Linked DNA regions of Homo sapiens: region 2 is linked to region 1. The links are chromatin contacts, found by Hi-C in ENCODE. All regions are on one chromosome and are shown on one strand. Each heading gives the region's core, a stretch centred on a gene start or an enhancer-like site at or near the end of the contact. The rest is flanking DNA. Distances are from core to core; before and after follow the strand shown.

Region 1 (7,034 bases), core at 2,211-4,710:
GAATAGACAGAGCACAGAGGATTTTTAGGGCAGAGAGATGACTCTGTGTGATACTGTGATGTGGATGCATGTCATTATACATTGTCCAAACTTGTAGAACACAGGGCACCAAGAGTGAACTCTAACGTAAACTATGGACTCTGGGTGATAAGGATGTGCCAATGCAGCTTTCTCTGTTGTAACAAATGTACCCCTCTGCTGGGGGATACTGATAGTGAGGGAGGCTGTGCATGTATAGAGGCTAGGAATCTATGGGAATCTCTGTACCTTCTCCTCAATTTTGCTGTGAACCTAAAACTGCTCTAAAAAATAAAGCCTAACTTTAAAACATATTAGGCAAATAAATCACTAGATTCCTATTTCAAGAAGGCAGAGTTGAGTCCTTTCTGTACCCTTCTTTCTTAAAAACAATGGGCAAACAATTAGAATAAGAAACAGCAAAATAAACTTTAGCTTGTGAAACTAGAATAACATCTGTAACCCACATGAAGACAGACAGCAGAGGGAGGAATGACAAATGACTCACCAGAGAGGATGGAAGCCAAACCTGATCCCAGAGGGTGAGCAGGGAAGGGTGGGGTGGGGGTTAACTGACAAGGGGCAAGTTCTTCGCCTCAAGAGTCCCTGAAAGGCTCAGGTACTAGAGGAATCAGCAGGAAGGTGGGCAAGAGGGATGCTGATGGAAGCAGGACTGTTTCAGAGCCTGCTGAGAAGGGTTCACTTTACCCTTCCCTCCACTTCCCTAAGATACCATCTGTATAAACCCACAGATTCCTTCTCCTTTTCCTTTTCTGTAAACCTGAACCCTTCTAAAGGCTTTAGGTCTGGGAAATCCAAAGCCAGGAAGATCTGCAGGCTACTTTTGTTTTTCTACTCTGTACAATACTTGCCTGACAAAATAAGGTGCAGAGTCAGCTATTTGCTTGAATGAAGGGAAATAGGAAATTTTAGGTAGAAAACACACACAGACACAGACAGACACACACATACATTAATATTGCCAAATATCATCTAGCTACTTATACAGAAATATTTTATGGCTTGTTTATTATCCATTTTTTAGTATTATACCTTATGCAGTATTTCCACCTTAAATAAATCTGGGGGGTAGAGCAGACACAATTATTCCCTACCATAGTGCAGATAAGGGGAATTGAGGCACACAAAGGTTATATGACTTGTCTAAGGTCAAACAACATGTTGCTGTCTAACCAGAACAACAGTCCTGGACTCTGGGCTCCAAGATCAGTATTTCAGCATTCAATGATGAGTGCTTATTGCTCTTCAAAAATATGGGCAGACAGACAAAAAAGAAGAGAGAGAATATACTATATGATTCCATTTATATACAACTCTAAAAAATGCAAACTAATCCATAGTGACAGAAAGCAGATCAGTGGTTGCCTGGGGCTAGGAGGGTGGGGAGGAGGGGAGCAGGGATTACACAGAGGCATGAGAGACTTTCGGGATAGTGGATGCGCCCACTCTTTTGATTGTGATGATTTCACTAGGTGTTTGCCTATGTCAAAACTTGTCAAGTTGTCCACTTCAACCATGTTAACTGTATGTTGATTATCCCTCACTAAAGCTATTTTAAAAAATATGGGCATAAATGACTCACTTGCTGGGCCTCCCTGCAATAATCATTTCCACCTTTTTAACATTTACAGAACATCCAAATACATGCTAGACATATAGAGGGGATATATGCAGAGGGGTACAATATCCCCCTGCCTTCATGGGGAAAATGCTTAAAAGAGAGGGTTTCAAACAGGGAAGTAAAGAGAACAAACATTTACCGAACATCAAACATATTATCTTTTTCAATCTTCACTAAACTCTACATGACGGATATTATCATCATATCCATTTTCCTGGTAAGGAAATTCTCAAGCCAGTAATAGCTGGGGTTTGAGGGAGCCAGTAACTAACACCTCTGCTTTTCACTCACTTCCTGAGTTCAGAACCCTTTGACACAGGAGTCAGATACCTGATGATGAAAACGTCAGCTTTATTACAGAAAAAGCTGGTTTTGAGGGCTTGGCTAAGAGCCACATGCTGCCAAATGGGTGTGCTAACAGATTCTCCTGAATTGAACTTAATTCTCAAACTGCAGACTTCCTCTCAGGCTCCACTAAACTTACCATAGAGTAGGAATTGTGGGTCTCCTGGGGACAGGCCACTCCTGAAGAGAAGTGAGTATGTCTGGTTCCTTTTTCTAAACTCACCAAGCAATGAGTTGCTACTTCTATGGGTAGGGCTTACTAGATTTAGGGGGAAAGTTGGGGAGAGAAGTCACAATTATAACTTTAGGGCAACCCCTTCTCATGAAAACATAGGAATCAAAAAGAAGTGTTGCCCTGAAAGGTTAAGTGGGATTCAGACCCAGATTCATGTTCTAAAGCAGTTATTACATCCATGGTTTTCATTCTAAAAATTTTGTGCAAACTAATTTATGTGCACCGAGTCCTAAATTAAATGGACTACAGGACATTGGATTTGAAGGAACACAGTGGTGAACTTTTTGCTAATGGGTGACTTTTTATATTCTTTCATTCATTTAAATAGTTTTTGTGCACCTATCCTGCAATAGGCCCTGAGCCCATCACTAGGCAGGCCAGGATAAATGTCCTGGCCTCTCCCTGTCCTCAGGGAGCTGGAGGACTCATCAGCCATCTCCAAGTTTCAGCTCTGGCCTCAGCTTTCTTTTTCAGCATATCTTCTGTTGACTGATTCCTTTTGTGCCTGCTATAACCAACAAACAGGATTTCTCCTTGAGGCCTCAACACATAACACCCCACTCCCTTTCTCATCCCTTGACTTTACTTATACTGTTTCCTATACCTGGAATCCAATTCAGTTAAGCAAACATTTTTGAGCATCTGCTGTGTTAGAGCTGTGAGAGGTAGAGCTACAAAAAGGAATAATATCTAGCTACAGTATCCTGTAAAGCTTGGCCTTTAAATGTTTAAATCCTATCCATCCTTCAAGGTCCACTTCCTCCATGAAGTCTTCTTAGGTTCCTCAATCAGCTGTAATCACTGGTATTTGCCTCAATTGTAGCTTTGAATGATGCTTTCACCTGCTGACCGAGGACTCCTCAGCCACCTGTACCTAAGGGAGCACAATGGGAATACCCCATAGTTCCATGACTCACCTCTATAGCCGCGTCCCTGAAAAATCGAGTCTTTCATTCCCATGCCTAAAATGTTGCTGCCCAGCATACAATGGGCAGGAAAGGACACAATCAATGGATGGCAAAGACCACCACTTACTTGGCCTCTCCCTATACCTTGCTTGGCTACCTCCCCCCGAGTTCACCTTTGCCTCAGTGGCAAAGGAAGACCCTCCTGTTGCCATGGCTACTGGTCCTCTCCCCATACCACTCTCCTGACCTCCCACCACATCCCCTGCACTTCAAGCTTGAATGCGCCTCAGCTGCAGATGCTCTCACCTCCCCCTCCAGTCCAGGACCTCAGCCTTTCCGGTCCTTCCTTTCATTCCTTCCCACAGTCCTAACCCTTCGCTAGGAAGCCAGAGCTGCTCTGTCCTGGGCCCAGAGCCAGGTTATATTTTGATGCAACCCTAGGGACTCTTTGGGGTTTTTTTCCAGGTTTAGACTTATCGAACATCTTGCCAGACCAGGGAATATAGTCAGATTTCTTTTTCTGCTGCCTATACAGGAAGGAGAAGTGGGGGAGTCCCCTTCTATTATTAGAGAAATTTTGGTTTGCAACAGAAATTCAACTCAAACCAGCATGAATAAAAGGGAGTTTTGGTGAGAATACTGGAACACCCCATGGAATCTGTGAGCAGAAACAGTGAGCAGAACCCTAAGGAATGCAGAAGCCCTGACTTTCCTCCTCTTTTCAGTTTCTCTCTGCGTACTACCTTTCTCTTTTCTTGCTGACTGTTCTCTGTTTACCAGTTCACATGGCAAAAAATGGTCAATAGTTCCCACATTTACATCATCAGTCTTAACACAAAGATATGGCCAGGTGTGGTGGCTCACGCCTGTAATCCCAGCACTTTGGGAGGCCGAGGCGGGCGGATCACGAGGTCAGGAGTTCGAGACCAGCCTGGTCAACATGATGAAACCCCGTCTCTACTAAAAATACAAAAAAATTAGCCGGGCATGGTGGCGGACGCCTGTAGTCCCAGCTACTTGGGAGGCTGAGGCAGGAGAATCGCTTGAACCCAGGAGGTGGAGGTTGCAGTGAGCCGAGATCGCACCATTGCACTCCAGCCTGGGGGACAAGAGCCAGACTCTGTCTCAAAAAAAAAAAAAAAAAAAAAAAAAAAAAAAAAAAAAGACACTGAGAGGGAAACCAATCTATCCTTCATCCTGGGGTCCAAAATTCCCAGGTAAGAGACGGATTGGCCCAGGTTAATTTGAATGTGCTCAATCTGGTCAAGGAGGCAAGATCACATTATCAGAGCACAGCATTTCTGCTGCAACCACATGGACACAAGAAGGGAAGGGAAACTTTCTACAGAGGGGTACTGGGGCCAAAATCCAAAAGGTGTCTCCCAGACCCTCTCATGGAGCAAATTTTAACAGCCACCTCTCTAGGAAACTGGTCCCCCTCATTCTACATCTAGCCACCTAGGCGATATTGCTGATAATATGCTATTTACAGTTGTATCTTTTGCACCACTCCCCACCCCTCCTTAATCTCCTGGAGGACAGGGGCATGCTTAGGGTTGTTTGTGCCCTCCAGTGCTTATCCAGTGCCTGCACTCAGCAGGTTCATCTCATGTCTGCTGAGAGAACATGATGTTTACATGTACCAAGAATTGTTCTGGGCCCTTGACACATTAACACATAATCCTTGAAATAACCCTATGAGGTAGGAACATGTGAGGAGGGCGAGGAGGGTATGTAACTTGTCCAAAATCACAGTTAGTCAGTGTCATAGCCAGGATTCAAACCCAGGTGGTCTGGCACTCTGCTCTTAGTTCCTGGCCAGTAGACTTCACCACCTCTCCATCTGTGTTTGGTGAGTTTCTAGCTTAATCCTCAGGTTTTCTCAAGAGAGCCAAATCTGTAGATGCACACAGGCAGCGGTGTTTCTGGATAAGAAGGGAAAGTAGGAGTCAGGAGGTACTTGGCTCTTCCAAGATGGAACTGGCTACTCTCTCTTTCATGCCCATACCTTATCTGTGCACAGGTAGCACCTGGAACTTTTTCCTTCACCGATTTGTTTATGTGTCTGTTTTACATACATGACCAGTAGTGTTTGTTTTTAAAATTTATTTAATATAGTCTTATTTTAAATAAAAGTATTGCTGGGCAACTGGTTTTAAGTTGTATATGTAGAAGAAAATAATAAAATTAACTATCTCTTATTCATCTCCCCTCTGCTCCACCTCCCTTTCTCCAGTGAAAACCATTTTCAATGTTAAGGTATTCATCTGGTACTTCCCCTATATTTCTAACTCACAGAGTATGTGGCTGTCTCTTGAGTCATTAATTTCAGACATTAGTTATAGACTTCCTATTATGGTAATGAAGATATTAAAATCATGTACATTTTCCTCTTTTCTGCTAGCTCCCTAGTCCCCCAATTTCTGGTTAACAAAGCTTTTGTTATTGTGATTGTATAAATATTGTTTGCTATTAAGCCAAGTAATATATCTTATTTACCTGTACATTCTTGCATATTGTTTTTCTTTTTTCCTGGAGTTAGTAATTGCCTCTAATTTTTATTTGTTTAGTTTTCTATCAGCACCTGACTAAGCCCTCCCATGTGCTCCCACAGCTCTGTGAAACATGGCTCAATAACATTTCCACATTGTCAAGTCTATCAGATTTTTTTTTTTTTTTTTTTTTTTTTTTTTTGCCTCTGAGACATCTTTCCTGGAGCTCTTTGATGTCTTATTCAGGGTTGGCTGCTCTCATGGCCCACTGTTGTCCTACCCTTCCTTCCTTTGCCTACTTCCTGAGAACTCCTTCTACTTTCCTCTTATCTCTCGAGTTCTGTCTTCCACTCCATCCTTTCCTGTTTTATGGACTTACATATTTTCTAGTGTAGCTTTCTGAGGGTACATGGGAGATAATGTTTTTGAGACTTTTCTGACTGAAAATCTTCATTCTCTGCTCACTCTTGAGGTGGGTGACATAGAATTCCAGGTTGAAAATAATTTTCACCAGGCGTGGTGGCATTCACCTGTAATCCCAGCTACTCAGGAGGCTGAGGCAGGAGAACCACTTGAACCTGAGAGGCAAGGGTTGCAGTGAGCTGAGATCGTGCCACTGCACTCCAGCTTGGGTGACAGATCAAGACTCCATCTCAAAAAAAATTTATTATATTATTTAAAATATAATTATTATTATTTTCACTTAGAACCTTGGAAGTGTTCAATGTTATTATTGAGAAGACTGATGTTATTTCAATTCCTGTGTATTGTTTGTGGTCTGTTCCCCAATCCCCCTCAATCCCCCGGTCTCTAGGTTCTTAGGACCACCTTTGTATCCTAGGGTTCTGAATTTATAATGATGTCTGGGTTTTTGTATTCAATATGAGCTGAGCGCGTGGTAGCCCGGTCAGTGTGGAGACTGACACTTTGGGGATGGTTTGCTTATAGGATTTCTTTGATAATTTCCTCCCCACTGTTTTTTCTGGCATTCGTATTAGTTATAAATGAAACGTCTTGGCTTTATCCTTTAATTTTCTTTCTTTCTTTTTTTTTTTTTTTTTTGAGATGGAGTTTCACTCGTTACCCAGGCTGGAGTGCAATGGCGTGATCTCGGCTCACCGCAACCTCCACCTCCCAGGTTCAAGAGATACTCCTGCCTCAGCCTCCCGAGTAGCTGGGATTAGAGGCATGCGCCACTGTGCCTGGCTAATTTTATATTTTTTAGTAGAAATGGGGTTTCTCCATGTTGGTCAGGCTGGTCTCGAACTCCCGACCTCAAGTGATCCACCCACCTCGGCCTCCCAAAGTGCTGGGATTACAGGCGTGAGCCACCGTGCCCAGCTTTATCCTTTAATTTTCTAATTTATTATTTCCAATGTCCCTTTTTTTCTGAC
Region 2 (7,034 bases), core at 1,212-3,711, 1.3 Mb before region 1:
CACGAAGGCTTTCTTTCAATATTTAGAGCATGAATGATTGTATCCCCTGGATTTCAAAGCAGAAAGCTAAGAAATCCAACTAGAGCAGCAAATTAGTCATCTCAGTTTGATGAATCCTGAATATGATGCTTTTCCTGGATTGGCTACATTATGACAAAGTCACTTGAGGGTTCCAGGATTACCACTGTTGTTTTAACACCATGTGAAGCAACACACATGTCCCCTTGAAGAGCAGCAGATATAAACCAAGGGATGAAACCATTGCCAACATTCTACCTTACTGACCTAACCATAAGCTAAGGAGCCAGAAGTCACTATTGAGTAAGCTTGGTTAGCCAGAAACCTTCCCCAAATGGTGCAAATTCTAGTTATGTCATAGTTGACTTTCTGATCCAAACCCTTCAACCAACAGATTGAAGCAGATGTGTACAGAAGATTAACACTGATATTGGTGGGGTGCGGTGGCTCATCCCAGCACTTTGGGAGGCCGAAGTGGGTGGATCACCTGAGGTCAGGGGTGTGAGACCAACCTGGCCAACATGGTGAAACTCCATCTCTACTAAAAATACAAAAATTATGCGGGCATGGTGGCACATGCCTGTAATCCCAGCTACTCGGGAGGCTGAGGCAGGAGAATCCCCTGAACCCAGAAGACAGAGGTTGTAGTGAGCCAAGATCGTACCACTGCATTCCAGCCTGGGCAACAGAGTAGTGAGACTTCATCTCAAAAAAAAAAAAAAAAAAAAAAAAAAAAGAAGACTGGTCTTAATTAAGATCTTAAGATTAAGATATTTTGGTTTTTAAATTTTTATTTATGCAGTCACAGAAAATAGAAACTCGACGGAAATTCTTTTATCACCTCTCATCAGTTTCCTTTTTTCCAACATGGGAGAATGTATCCTTGTTACCAATCCCTCATCTTCCCCTGCAGCTGTGCCCTTTGCACTGTGATTTCAGAGTTCCTCCCACTAAAACTGGAGCCTATTTCTCTGCTTCATTTACTTATGTGGAATGTGGCCACATGATTACTTTAGCCAATAGAATGTTGGTTGATACGACTCAAGTAAAGGCTTGACATATGCTTGCGAGTGGGCTTGCCCTCTTGCTTGTCCGTCTTAGCATGCTAAGGGCATGCCCTGGGTAGCCCGTTACTCCAACAATAATGAGAGGCAAGTGGAACAGACCTGGACCAAATCTGTGGCCTAGTGTCAAGCCCAACCTAGATCAGCCAACCAGCAGATACATAAGAGAGATAAATAGTGGTTGTTTTAAGTCACTGACTTTTGGAGTGGCATGCAATGCAACATTATTGTGATAAATGCTTGGCTAAGACAAAACATGGCACCAAGAACCTGACACATCTCCATCTCTGACTTTTTGCTCTTTCTAAGAAGTCCTACTTCCCCTAAATAACTCCAGTGCCTTAAGAGGTGGGTATAGAACAATATTTCAAAGGCCAAATGAATAAACGAAACTGCTTAGTGCTTTTACACCTGTTTCTATTAGTAGTATGTCCCCAAATTGAACTCTTCTTTTGATGCCTGTTCAAAACATGACTTTCAAAATACTATAGAGTGATCCACTTAAAAACAGACATTCCTTGCTGTGGTGTGGCAAAGAGCATGTAGGTGCCTGCATTAGGAATTATGAGAAGGGTTGAGTATATACCTTTTTTTGAGGCTCATCAGGGGTGTCCATGGGAGTAATGGAGCCCTCCTCAGCCTCTGAGTGGTTCGACTCGCAGGATGACACGCTGACAGAGTCCATGCTTTCACCAGAGCTCCCGCTGGCAGTGGACTTGGGCTGCTCTTTGGTGGGAGTGGGACTGGTGATCATGTCAGACCCTAGAAACAGTCTGGAAAAAAACAGAATGCCAAGCATTTGGGCTGTTACAAATCTGGAATCCATGATTAGGCAAATATTTTGTGTTGATTAAGCCCTTGATGTTTTTTCAGTCTTGTGTGTTCTGTCATTATTATTTTAGGAGGACATTCGCTATAAAGTTTCTAACAAATAGTAGTAAACATCTTGTCCCAAAAGAGTATTTCCAACTTCAAAGAACACATAGATTATTCAGTACTAATCTGAAGTCTTTCTAGGTCAATGGTCCTCTACATTTTAACAGTCTATGGACCACCTTGGCAGGATCAAGATACCATCAGCATACCCCCATCACTTCCTACCATAAAATGATCTTCACAGGCAAAGAAGGGATGGCACTGCTTTGGGTAAGAAACCAAGGAGGAAGACTTCTATTTCCAACAATCTGTGAACTACAGTATCCTAAATGCTTCCTCTATAAAACAGCTAGATAAGAAATATTAAAAACTCTTTTTAGTTGAGCTTGCAAGATAGGAAGGGAAATCCCTACAGGCCTTAAGTGAAAAAGGAACTGAAAACCAGAAGCACGCGAGCTAGTTCTGCAGCTGCTCTGGTGGGGGAGTGGGAGGCCCCAATCTTGGCAAAATAGTGATATGGGTTTTAATGCACACCCAGGGCCCAAAGATGAGGGTTTCTGTTTATGAATGGTGAGGAGTTAGAACCAAAACTATATACAGCCAGGGCCCACAAAGGGCTATACCCTTACTAAAAAGATAGGCCAGAAAAATATCTTTCTACTAGCATAGGAAGACAACAGGGAGACTGTTCTTGCCTGAGCATGGAAAGAAGAAAAATGTCTCCTATGAAGTCATGTGTGAGCTGGGTCTGTGCCTCACTCCAATTTGCTATTTATGTGGTCTATGGGGTTAGAAACTCTCAACCGGTGACACCGCTAGTAAACTAGATTTTTTCTTAAAAAAAAAGAAAATCTTGCGGGAGGGATATACCTTCAGCCCAGGCTTCAGAGAATCCCCTGATAAAGATAAACTCGTGATACAAAATTACAAAATACACACAAGGAAATATTCCACTGAAAGAGAGAGCCAACAGGCATAACAAAAAGCAGGCTTAGACTCCTGAGAACTTCAAATTTGAGAACTGTCAGAACAAAACTAATAATGTGCTTATTCATCCAACAAATATCTGCATGTCTACTATAAGCCAAGCTGCAAAATAAGTATGTTAGGAAATATTAAAGACATAAAAGAAGAAATTGAAAACCGGAGCTCAGAGCAAGACATCCTAATAAAGGAAGAAGATAATTTGAAAAACATTTCACCTCTAAGTGAAAAAGGTGGTGACTTAAACTAAAACCTCAGTGGAAGGATTAAATAACTTGAAGAAAAAAATCATGAACTAGATGACAGATCTGAAGAAAATCCTCAAAAATCATCATCAAAAGATAAAGACATAGAAAGAACAGTGAAAAGATATGGAGAAAGCAGTAAGAAAGCCCCAGGTATGTGTAGGAGGAGTTCCAGAAGACATGGAGAGGATGGAAGAAGGCCCATATCAGAAGAGATGGTGGCTGAGAGGATTCCAGAACTGGTGAACCATAGGAATCCTCCCATCCAAGAGCCATGTCCTGAATAGGGTAAGACTAAACTCCCACTTAAACTGGTATATCAAAGACAAAAGAAATTCTTAAAATCAACAGGGGGCCAGGCACAGTGGCTCTCAAAGTGCTTCCAGCACTTTGGGAGGCCGAGGCAGGCTGACTGCCTGAGTTCAGGAGTTCAAGACCACTCCAGGCAACGTGGTGAAGCCCCATCTCTACCAAAATACAAAAAAATTACCCAGGTGTGGTGGCATGTGCCTGTAATCCCAGCTACTTGGGAAGCTGAAGCACAAGAATTGCATGAACCCAGGAGGCAGAGGTTACAGTGAGCCAAGATCACTCCAGCCTAAGCGACAGAGCAAAACTCTTTTGAAAGAAAGAGAGCGAGTGAGGAAGGAAGGAAGGAAGGAAAGAAGAAAGAAAAGCAACAGGAGTGGGAACATAAAACAGAGGAATAGTAATTAAGCAGATACCACACATCTCAAAAGTAACCATGGAAGTCAAAAGACACTGAATAATATCGTCAAAGTGCTGAGTGAAAGTAACAGTCAGTATTGAATTCTATACCCGTCTAATATAATTCTAAGAAGGAGGGCAAAATAAAGACTTTCTCAGACTAAGACTGAGAAGGTTTACCGTTAACAGATTTACACCACAAGTAGTGGTAAAAGGAGGGCGGGAGTCAGATTAAGAAGGAACGGCATGCAAGGCAACTAGCACGTGGGCTGAACCTAAACAAGTACTGACTATAAAATAACAACAATAATAGAAACAATGAAGGTGAACTTGATTTTTTATTAAATATTTTCGGAATTATATGCTTGAATTCCAAGAGCTCAAGCATATTTTTGCTCTGCCTTATCTCTACCCTGCTATCTCCAGCCCCATTTTCCCTGTCTTCCTTTTATGACCCTTCAAGCATTACAGGAGCATTACAGGGACTATAGGGGTATGAGCTAAACTCTGATCACAGAAGCAAAAATAATGCCCTTTCTTACTGCTTCATAAATTACAAAGGTAGATCTTGAAAGGATGTCAACTAGTGGTCCTCCATCCATTATCTCAGAGTCTCTAGGGTTCTTCCATTTCTACAATTCAGTAAGGTCCTGCTTTGTCCTGCGTTGTGAAGGTTCATTCTGGCTCAGTAGTAGGCATCTCTAACTTTCAAACTAGGCCTAAGCACCCAAAGTTTTCTCCAACCTCTTTGGAATGATGAGCCATTGAATGTGGGAACAGCAAAAATGCATTTCCCAGATTTGTAAACATGCTAAGAAGATCATGAAATCTTTTGAAAAATAATGGTATGCAAACACCCTTGTATGTACAAGAAATAAGATGGGGGCATATGAACTGCTTTCATAATAGATGCCCAAACTCAACTGCAGATACCAAGGGTTATCCCAGCAAGATTTTACTAGTAAGAGATGTACTGAGTACCTACCACACTTTGTGAAGGGCATAGCACCCTCACAGTCCTGCCCTCTCTGGATTTCACAGTAAATGTTTTCATAGGACTGACCACTTGTCTGTGTCAGTGAAGACAGAGGATCCAGGGGTATTAGAACTCCCACCACAAAACATATAGATCCCGGGCTTGGAGAGGAGTACAGAGAAGCAGTAGCATAGAAATGAGGATGGGGAGAAGGCAGGAGGATAGAGGTAGCAGGACGCAGGATTAGGCCTGCCTGCATTGAGAATTTTTGTTTTTTTCCTTAAGAACCTCTGACTGCCATAGTGGGTCCAGAAGCTCCCAATTCCTTCTGCTGCCTCAGTGAGCAGAGTGGACACCCAGGATCCCCTGCATGTCTGGACTCCTCTATCAGGGAGCTGATTCCCTGTGCACATGCCAGTCTTACCAGCTGACAAGGCTTGGTCAGGCCCCTCAGATTATCTCAGTAGTTCATTCCCCCATATCTGCAAAGATGAAAAGACAGCAAGATACTATGAAAAATTCTCCTCAAGAGCTGACTCCAAAAGCTCATAAATCTAGAGTTCCGCAGGGCCAGGACAGTCATCTGAACAAAGAGAGGGTGAGCAAAACACAGGATGATCTTCCAGATGCTTTCTACTAAAGCGCATGTTCCAACCCACCCACAATGCCTCATACCACCCATATCACCTGATGGCAGATAGCAGCCTGCGTGGCCGCTGATGGTGGGAGACCTTGCTATCCACATCCAGCAGAGGTCTTTATGTTACACCGGGGACATGGCAACACTCAAGGTCATGTGCCATCCCTGCCTGTGTCTCAATGTGACTCACTGAAGTAGGTGGAGAGACAGTGCTGGGAAATATCAAATGCCCATAAAGACAGTCAGAATCCTGATCCCCCCAAATCCTCAAAAAGATATTAACTGATTCATTTCATTAAAAATAATGGTGGTTTTTCAGGCACATATTGAGAGCTAGGTACTGCATATATATATGTATGTGTATATATATATGTGTGTATAAATATATATATATATTTGTTGTTGTTGTTTTGTTTTGTTTTGTTCTTAGAGACAGGGTCTCGCCCTGTCATCCAGGCTAGAGTGCAGTGGCACAAAAATAGCTCACTGTAACACTGAACTCCTGGGCTCAGGCAACCCTCCCACCTCAGCCTCCCAAGTAGCTGGGACTACATGCGTGCACCACCATGCCCAGCTAATATTTTAAGTGATATTTTTTTGTAGAGACAGGATCTCACTACATTGTCCAGGCTGGTCTCAAACTCCTGGCCTCAGGCAATACAACTGCGAGCATGATAGACAAGGTTCCTGTTCTCAGGTTGCTTACATTCCACTGGAGGAAGCAGCTAGTATGAATGAGAATGAGGGGTGGACAGCAACATTAGAAAGGGTTCTCTCTTGGCACATAACATTTTTGCTAATATTTGAAGGAGCCAGTCATGAAGAAAGAGCATTTCAGGCCAGGCACAGCCAGTGCAAACGTCTTCAACACTGGTGAACAGAGGGCAATGTTGTAAGAGAGGGAAGTCTGCAGGTTAAGTCATGTAAGGCCTAGTAAACCAGGATACAGAGTTTGGGTTTTATTTTAAAATAAAAGCTATAGGGGTTTTTATACAGGAAGCAACATAATCTGGTGTACATTTTAAAAGACAACCTAGCTATTTAGTGGAGAATGAATGGTTGGGTAAGGGGCAGCCAGAAGACAGTGAAGATGTTACTGGAGTGATTCAGGCAGGAGAGAATGGTGATTCACAACAGAGAGGGGAGTGGAGAAGAATGGACTCAGCAAATGCTTTGAGTTCATGACAGAAGGATAAACGGCTTAACAAATGAGCGGAGTGCTCTTCACTTTCACCCTGGCTCAAGGTCATCCTGTTGAATACATCTCCTCTCACGACTCTGATGGCACCCTCTTGGAGCCCCAGAACCCCCAGGGGACACTCACAGGCTGAGTCTCTTCACCATGCTCTTCCGAGGCTTGGGCGAGGTGGTGCTGGCGTCAGCAGCTGCTTCAATCTCACATGACAGGGCATAGCTGAGAAAGAGAAGGGGGCTCCATGAGGTCAAAGTTAGAGAATTGAAAAACACACTTAAATTCACATGATGTCCTGGTTTTGTTTTAGAGAAGGCTCTAATTGTTCAAA

Evidence for each region. A loop is a pair of places that touch in the nucleus more often than their neighbours do. Pooled maps may share reads with other maps.
Region 2: a map with no recorded cell type shows a loop between it and region 1 (10-fold over the local background). The contact joins two enhancer-like sites. A Hi-C loop is called at or near these places in 4 of 37 single-sample maps with no recorded cell type and 2 of 50 pooled maps.

The regions. Positions count from the first base shown.
Region 1 is chr1:182,619,794-182,626,827 of GRCh38, reverse strand. No RefSeq gene overlaps it. Among named protein-coding and RNA genes, the nearest start is that of LINC01686, 8.2 kb to the right of the region's middle. RefSeq lists an enhancer at 3,951-4,010. Within about 2 kb of position 3,460, at least 4 of the 41 ENCODE cell types and tissues checked have a DNase peak (open chromatin) inside an H3K27ac peak, as active enhancers do.
Region 2 is chr1:183,906,903-183,913,936 of GRCh38, reverse strand. It overlaps RGL1 (ral guanine nucleotide dissociation stimulator like 1), which reads right to left. Exons shown (of 18, transcript NM_001297671.3): 14 at 6,836-6,925; 15 at 1,669-1,855. Among named protein-coding and RNA genes, the nearest start is that of RGL1, 110 kb to the right of the region's middle. RefSeq lists enhancers at 1,590-1,759, 2,236-2,325. Within about 2 kb of position 2,461, at least 4 of the 41 ENCODE cell types and tissues checked have a DNase peak (open chromatin) inside an H3K27ac peak, as active enhancers do.